2 separate regions of the Homo sapiens genome follow, and region 2 is linked to region 1. The links are chromatin loops, found by intact Hi-C in ENCODE. Cell type or tissue: gastrocnemius medialis. All regions are shown on one strand. Each heading gives the region's core, and the rest is flanking DNA. Links, peaks and the distances in the headings are about the cores only.

What was found. A loop is a pair of places that touch in the nucleus more often than their neighbours do. Peaks named below come from ENCODE experiments on the same cell type or tissue, not always from the same donor. Only the 100,000 strongest peaks of a DNase experiment are listed, where the experiment ranks them.
Region 2: it touches region 1 in a loop (2.5-fold over the local background); 1 of 110 quality-filtered maps calls a loop at or near these places.

The regions. Positions count from the first base shown.
Region 1 is chr10:89,682,224-89,686,623 of GRCh38, reverse strand. No RefSeq gene overlaps it. Among named protein-coding and RNA genes, the nearest start is that of KIF20B, 17 kb to the left of the region's middle. In gastrocnemius medialis, for the core only: no CTCF peak of the experiment used is centred there; a DNase peak (open chromatin) is centred at 2,465.
Region 2 is chr10:89,607,744-89,612,143 of GRCh38, reverse strand. PANK1 (pantothenate kinase 1) reads left to right here. Exons shown (of 7, transcript NM_148977.3): 2 at 96-448. Among named protein-coding and RNA genes, the nearest start is that of MIR107, 17 kb to the right of the region's middle. In gastrocnemius medialis, for the core only: no CTCF peak of the experiment used is centred there; a DNase peak (open chromatin) is centred at 2,223; H3K27ac peaks cover 1,236 bases.

The DNA of each region.
Region 1 (4,400 bases), core at 110-4,109:
CAGCAGTTTGGGAGGCCGAGGCGGGCGGATCATGCGGTCAGGAGTTGGTGACCAGCCTGGCCAACATGGTGAAACCCTGTCTCTACTAAAAATATAAAAATTAGCTGGGCATGGTGGTGCGTGCCTATATTCCCAGCTACTGGGGAGTGGGGCAGAAGAATGGCTTGAACCCAGGAGGTGGAGGTTGCAGTGAGCCGAGATTGTGCCACTGCACTCCAGCCTGGGTGACAAGTAAGACTCTGTATCAAAAAAAAAAAAGTATTTTATTCTGTTATTCTTCGTATATTCCCTCTCTTGTCCATTCCCACCATTCTCTCCTTCTGGAACTCCTCTGCAATTTTCATCAAATTTGTGGTGATTCTTGGTTGCGTCCTTAGGTTTACATTTTTAGTACCTGCTGATCTGCCTGTCTGTCTGTCTGTGAGTGCTTATCTGTGTATTGTGTTCTGCTTCCTGTGGTTACAGAGGCGAGGTAGGACATACCACCAAGCTAAGGGGGTCATCAGCTCATCTTCTGGGCATGGGAACCCCCACTTTCTTTTGGTGGTATATGCCCACTGAGTACTCCCGGCTTGTAATACACAAGTGTTCTCATTCACCGGGTATTGCTTTTGCTGCTTGCTGCATAGCACAAGTGGAAGGATGAAGGGAGGAACAGCCTAATTGTTCCTACTATTGTAACATTACAAAAATCACACTGAATATTGATTCGGGACTGCCTCTTGGTCCCCATATCTGCTTTGCCCAAGCTTGGAAAGGAAGAAACCTGGGCAAATATGTATTTGTTTATATTATCAACTTGATCCAATACTTCTGTAGAAGTGTTCAAACATTTTTAACAGATATACTACTTTTCAAACAAAATGTTATGTAGAGGATCAATATATTAGGTAAGAGCAAAACTGATCTGCTTGAAGCAGAGGAGGCAGCCCTGAACATGAACCGCTGGTCTCCCCTCTGTTCACTGCAGCTCCTGAGACCCTCCATGGAATCCTAGAACTCTGCAGGGCAGTTTAAAAACCACTGATAGGTTCTTAAGAAGTGGTAGTTATCATTATTATTACTATGAAAATGTTGCCCCTCATCCTTCCCTAGCCCAAGGCCAGCTATAAGCCCCGATACCAGCTTCTGCCGTTTGTCCTGCCAGTCCCATCTTGCAGAGAGAATGATAGAAAAGCCTGGGCACAGTGGCTCACGCCTGTAATCCCAACACTTTGGGAGGCCAAGGCAGGTGGATCACTTGAGGTCAGGAGTTCAAGACCAGCCTGGCCAACATGGTGAGACCCTGTCTCTACTAAAAATACAAAAATTAGTCAGGCGAGGTGGCGGGCACCTGTAATCCCAGCTACTCTGGAGGATGGAGCACCAGAAACGCTTAAACCCAGGAGGCAGAGGTTGCAGTGAGCTGAGATCGTGCCACTGCACTGTTGCGTGGGCAACAGAGCGAGACTCTGTCTCTCAAAAAAAAAAAAAAAAAAAGAATAAACAACTGAGCTTCTACTAAATATGCCTAAGCACCATCCCAGGAACTTACATGCTACCTCACTTAAGCCTCACAATGACCTATGAGGCAAGTGTTTTTATCTACAGGATAAGATGAAAAAATAGAGGCTCAAACAAGCATAGCAGAAATACATACAAATTCAAATGTGTAAGAAATGTACAGATATTTTATTTTCTTAAGTTTAATTAAAATCAACTACTAGCATGATTACATTGGAATGGCAGGAAATGACATCTCAGCCATTTGAGGGCTTCCCTCACAAGACATGACTCAGGATTCTAGGATCTTGCCCAATGTGCCAAAGCATGGAGAGTGCCTGTCCTGTCATCTCTCTTCCGTCTGCATGAGTATCTGCGGGATGCCCAGAAAAGCTTACTCTAGATGGGGCTGCTCCATGGCTTCTGTCTGACCTACAATGCCAAAAATATTTGAGAGGTTAGGAGAACACAGTATCTCAAGCTATACCTCAACACATAGCCCTCCTGTCTGAGCTTTCTCTTCTGGCCACTATACCAAGGGTATTCAAGATCACAGGAATCCTGTCATCCTCACACACCCCCTTTTTAGTGATAGGGAGGTATTTGTCTCATCCTTCTTGTTGCTCTCAACGTGTCTTTCTCCTCTTCTGGGAACACCTAGCAGAATCTAGAAGAGTTTGAACCATTACATAATAAAAGCTTCTCCATGATAACTTCTGCTTTCCTTGTGCAAAAAAACCTTGGGGGAAGAAAATACCAAGAGTCTCGCCTAGAAAAAAGGTAGTGAGCACAGGATATGGAGAATATGAAGAATTATTTATCTCAATACACCTTCCTGCCACAAAAATTAATCCAATGCCCCCACAGTAGTATGAGGCAGAACTAAAATTCAAAATCACTCCTTCAGTTATGCACACTACCTAAATAGAAAACTCATGTGAAGGTTGAGCTCCAGCTGTCGCTGGGCAGGTGCTCCTAGACAGGGAAAAGCAGCAGCTGCAGATTCTAGCTGAGAGCTGCCCTGTGACCACTCTGATTGAGATCACGGTTGGGCAAGATACACACACTTGAGTCTTCGGGTTTGCAGTTCAAACCTAGAGCTGTCTCATCTACAGCAGGACATTCAATCATCTTACACGAGATAAATGCAGTGTTTCCGAAGGACAGAATCTAAATTATTCTGATCTTGGAATTTCCACATAGTTCATGGTTATGTAAAGATGTGCTTGCCAGAAGCACAATGACAGCACTATTAAAGAGCACTTAAATGGAAGAAGTTTAGGCACCTTCTCAAATTGTAATATTAATACTTGCACAGGGGTTAGGGGCGCCAACCCCCTACACAGTCAAAAATCCACACAAAACTTTTGACTCCCCCAAAATTTAACTACTAATAGCCTACTGTTGACTGCCTTACTGATAACATAAACACTTGATTAATACATATCTTGTATGTTGTATATATACAAACGTACAAAATATATACTGTATTCTTACAATAAAGTAAGCTAGAGAAAATAAAATATTAAGAAAATCACAAGGAAGAAATGTATTTACTATTTATTAAGTGGAACTGGATCATCATAAAGGTCTTCACCTTCATCATCTTTACACCGAGCAAGCTGAAGAGGAGGAGGAGGAGGAGAGGTTGGTCTTGCTGTCCCAGGGGCAGCAGAGATGGAATAAAATCCACATATAAGTGGACCCAAACAATTCAAACTCATGTTGTTTAAGCGTCTACTGTATATCCCTTTGAACAATAATTTTCATATTTCCAGGTAGAAGACTTATTTTAATACTGTTTCAAACAATCAAGAAGCTCATTTTGTTCTAAATTAACTTTTTTGCAGTATAATATGAATTTGTTCTTACTCAGAAACAAAATTTTAAATAGCAAAGGAGTCAAGTCATTGAGAAAACAGAGCCACTTAATTTTAAATCTGTCTTTATTTTTGTTTACAGTAGTATTTTTATATTGACCTCAACTAATAAAAACACATTAAAAATAAAAAATGCAGGATGGAGGAGGTGATGTGGGTCCTCTGAACAGCCAAAAGAGAAGTAATAAAGTTGAGGTTTTCATAAGTGAGCCTTTGGACCCACAGTATTTTGTTTACCCCAGTCCATTTTTTTCTCTCAGTAAACATTTTAGATTTGTTATGGGGTATGACAAAAAACAAAGCAAAGGTAGAAAGAATAACTCTCCAAAGACACACCACCCAAAGACTACCACTGTTAATATTTTGATCTATTAAATATATTTCTTTTGGAGTCTTTTCCTACTTTTTTTTTTTTTTTTTTTTGTCTTTTTGAGACAGAGTCTCGCTCTGTCACCAAGGCTGGAGTGCAGTGGTGCAATCTCAACTCACTGCAACCTCCACCTCCTGGGTTCAAGCGATTCTCCTGCCTCAGCCTCCCAAGTAGCTAGTATTACTAATTTTTTGTATTTTTAGTAGAGAAGGGGTTTCACCGTGTTAGCCAGGATGGTCTCGATCTCCTGACCTCATGGTCTGCCAGCCTCGGCCTCCCAAAGTGCTTGGATTACAGGTGTAAGCCACCGCATTGGTCCCTCCTATATATATTTTCAAATATTGACTATTGTTAATATTGTCTGTTTCCTTTTTTCTTCTTCTTTTTTAAGATGAAGTCTCCCTCTGTTGCCCAGGCCAGAGTGCAGTGGCATGATCTCAGCTCACTGCAACCTCTGCCTCCCAGGTTCAAGTGATTCTCATGCCTCAGCCTCCCCAATAGCTGAGATGACAGGTGGGCACCACCATGCCTGGCTAATTTTTGTATTTTTAGTAGAGACAGCGTTTCACCATGTTGGTCAGGCTGGTCTGGAACTCCTGACCTTAGGTGATCCACCCACCTTGACCTCCCAAAGTACGAGATTATAGGCATTAGCCATGGCACCCGGC
Region 2 (4,400 bases), core at 314-4,313, 75 kb after region 1:
TATGATACCACTGCTTTTGCTTATTTAATATTCAAAAACTGAACACTTCTTTGCACGCATAGCATTCAGCAGCACTCTTTCTTTCTGTCCTTTAGCATTCCCATGGTTTGGCATGGACATCGGTGGAACGCTGGTTAAATTGGTGTATTTCGAGCCGAAGGATATTACAGCCGAAGAGGAGCAAGAGGAAGTGGAGAACCTGAAGAGCATCCGGAAGTATTTGACTTCTAATACTGCTTATGGGAAAACTGGGATCCGAGACGTCCACCTGGAACTGAAAAACCTGACCATGTGTGGACGCAAAGGGAACCTGCACTTCATCCGCTTTCCCAGCTGTGCTATGCACAGGTTCATTCAGATGGGCAGCGAGAAGAACTTCTCTAGCCTTCACACCACCCTCTGTGCCACAGGAGGCGGGGCTTTCAAATTCGAAGAGGACTTCAGAATGGTAGGTCGGGTTTGTCTTTGTTAAAACATCAAAACCTCTCACATGTCCATAATCATGGCCACTCATACCGAAGAACCATACTACTAGCCTTGGGACTCTGGACAAGCTTATGTCACCGCTCTGTGCCTCAGTTTTCTCACCTATACAAGAATAAAAACAGCTTCTACCTCATAGGGTTGTTACATGTAGGATTAAATGAGATAATATGTACCTGGCACTTAGTAAGTGCTCAATATAGTTATCATCATCATTTCAATTACAATTATTGCTGGGTAATACGCTAAAGACAAGATGCTAAAATCCCTTCTGAAGTATTTCAGTTAGAATTGACCACAGACTTTTACTATATAATCGTGATGCCAACTTTATGCATATATAAACAGAGACCCATGGGAAGGCTTCTATGAATCCTACCAAAAATGATTACTTCTATCTACCCATTTGCTCTCAAGTGCCTTTTTTCAGCATATGAATGCCATTCAGAAGTTTTGCTCACAAACAAAAATGAAATCTGTAATATTACTTATCAGTGAATTCCTTCATTAATGAATACCATTTAGGGAGTATAATTTTATATAGTAAGGATAATGCTGTATCCTGACTGGCAGTACTTACAAACTGTACGTTGCTCATTTAGATTTAACAAATGAAGCTAAATGGAAGATACGGATAAGTAACATGCAGTCCAATGTTTCTCTCTTTTTTTTTTAGCATTCCCTTAACATCTGTGCATTCCAATTTCTTCATTTTCTACAGTCAATATAATAATCTCTGTACTGTGTAGTCTTCATTTTATAAAGTGAGAAGAAAGTGAAACAATAGATGTAGATATATCTTGGAAAGGAAGGGAAGCTAGATAAACAAAAGTGATTGAACATGGAAGAAGGAAGGGTTGGGAGATTTTAGGATTAGTTTTACTAGAAAGTTGAACATATAGTGAGGTAAGTCATAAAATACGTATTCTCAAAGCCTGTAGTACAAATTACTGCCATTTTGTGCAGAACTAACATAATCCAGTCTTGCTATAAAGTCTGTCATTAATGAATACATTAATCAATCAGTGCACATTCATGGTATTTAATAAAGCTATAAATGCAAATTTTACTTGTGCCATCAAAAGTAACCCCATTTACCTCATTGATTATAGTAAGTTTCTGTAAGGGCAGGCAACAGAGTCCTAGAATAGTATCCTAAGTGAGACTAATTATCTTCAGTTTTTGTTTTTTTTTTTCTTCTATGTCCCCTCCTATTACCCAGCAGTAGAGTTTGACTTGCCACTTACTTAAATGACCCACAGAATCCTTTTCTCACCAAAGAGGCTCATGATCAAAGAGTTTTAAAACTGAGATGTTTGAGATCCATGGGCTTGAGAACTAAGTTTCAGTCCATAATGGAAAAACCATTGAACCTGAACTCCAGTCCTGTTTCTACATTTCATCAGCTGGGTGACTAGGCAAGACCTGTCCCTTCTCTGGGCCTCATTTTGTCATCTGCAAAGAGGTGGGAGTAAGACTTCAGAACTGAAAGTGACCTCTGGAGGTGAGAAAGTATAGCCTTCTTGTGCTACGTAGATAAGAAACTAAAGCTGCCAGAGAGATCAAAAGCTTCTAGCAGTGTCACCTAGGTAAGAGCTGGGACTTGGACTCAATTCTGATTCAGAAGGAAATGCTGATCCACTCTCATTGCTCTGAGCTCCTCAGGTCCCTCAAGGATGCCCTATCTGTCCATTTCCACTGGAGAGCCTGAAGTGAACCAAGGTGACCCAGAGGATTGATGCAACCTCTGTCAATGCCTCCATCTCTCCCCTGGGGTAACGTATACCCTGGGAGAAAGTTACTCAATATGTGTTGGCCATGAGCAGGTGTATTTCTCAAGGTTCTAAGTTGAGAAAAGTCACATCTCATTACAACCAAGATAAAGAAGCCTTTCCTCCTTTGGACAGGCTTTTGAAGCCTAATGAATAGACTGGAGTAGGGAGCAAGTATGTAACATTTGCTAAATAGTCTGGCCAGGTTGGGCATCCATCTGTGAAAGAAGAGTCTATGAACTGCCTTCTGTATCCAGGCTGAGTCTCAGCCAAAGTGAAGACAGAATTGAAACAGATAGATCTTTTCCTATAGCCCATTTGATGTTATGTTAGTGATGTGCCTGAGTCTTTCCAAAGTTATGAGGATGAATAGGTGTTATCCTCCTTCCTAAGCATTCATTCACTCACTCAGGCACTTTCAGTGCACCAAGTACTGTTATGAACAAAATAAATCCCCTGCTCACCATGAGCTTGTATTCTAGTGGGGGAAGACAATCAATAATCAATTTAAAAAGTGAATATAGAGTCAGGCGAAAGTGGCTCACACCTGTAATCCCAGCACTTTGGAAGGTTGAGGCGGGTGGATTGCTTGAGGCCAGGGGTTTGAACCAGCCTGGCCAACATGGTGTAACCCTGTCTCTACTAAAAATACAAAAATAAGCCAGGTGAGGTGGCGCACGCCTGTAATCCCAGCTACTCAGGAGGCTGAGGCACGAGAACCTCTTGAACCCAGGAGATCAAGGTTACAGTGAGCCGAGATCGTGCCATTGCACTCCAGCCTGGGTGACAGAGTAAGACTCTGTCTCAAAAAAGAAAGTGAATATGGAATATATCAGATGGTGATAATTACTATGAATGGAGGGAAAAAACCAGGGCAAAGAAGATAGGGAGTGCTGGCAGGGTCTTTGTGTGACTAGGCAATGTTGGAGCAGAGACCTGAAGAAGACAGCAAATCATGCAAAGAAAGAGTGTGTTAGGCAGATGGAGCAGTGAGTGCTAAGGCCCTTAGTGTCCTAATAATCCAAGCTCTCCTCATTTCTAGAATAGAAAATCGAAGATGCTAACTTAATTGTAAAGGATCAATATATACTACTGTACGTATTAAAACAATTTGACAAATCATACAGAAGTACATCTACATACCTATAAAGTCCTGTTATTGTTATTGTATAAAATCACTGTTTTTGGTATAACACAACTTTGCAGATAGGAGTTTGAAAAATCCATCTGTGTGATTTATTTGAGCGATTAGGGCTAGGTAAAAGATGTACAACAGACCCCGAATAGTAAGCACTTGTTATATTTGAATAGTATTTTTAAAAAATATATAGTATATGTACTTGAATCCTTAGATAATGTAACTATTCTTCATTCCATTTAAAATGTACAAGAAAGAACTATAAACCATGACACAATCATTAAATTAGACCTGTGTAGAATACTCTCAGTTGAACAGGTCTGCACTTTGTTCCTCCTTTTTCTTTCCTTCTTTTTTTCTTCCCACCATCCCTCCCCTCCTTCTTTCCTTTCTTGTTTTCTTTTTTAACATTTTAGGATTGGCCAGACGCGGTGGCTCACGCCTGTAATCCCAGCACTTTGGGGGGCCGAGGTGGGTGGATCACGAGGTCAGGAGATCGAGACCATCCTGGCTAACACGGTGAAACCCCGCCTCTACTAAAAATACAAAAAATCAGCCGGGCGTGGTCGCGGGCGCCTGTAGTCCCAGCTGCTTGGGAGGCTGAGGCAGGAGAATGGCGTGAACCCAGGAGGCAGAGCTTGCAGTAAGCTGAGATGGCAACACTGCACTCCAGCCGGGGCGACGAGGCCAGACTCCACCTCAAAAAAAAAAAAAAAAAAAGTTTAGGATCATTGTCATAACCAAATTTTTGACTGGCAAAAACTAGCCTTCAAAATCAATGAGTTATCAAAATGGAACACAGAAGAAAAACTTAGCCTAACTTCAAATAGACTAAGATGTTGATAAGCCAATGAGGAACTCCCACCATTTAAAAAGTGGCTTTCAAGATGGAGAACTCTGCATGGCTGTGCACCAAGGCTCTGTAGGTTTCAGTGAATTTTGTGTTTATTCCCAGTGTCTATATTCTGTGGGTTTTGTTTTAAATAACCAAGCAGAATATTTTATGT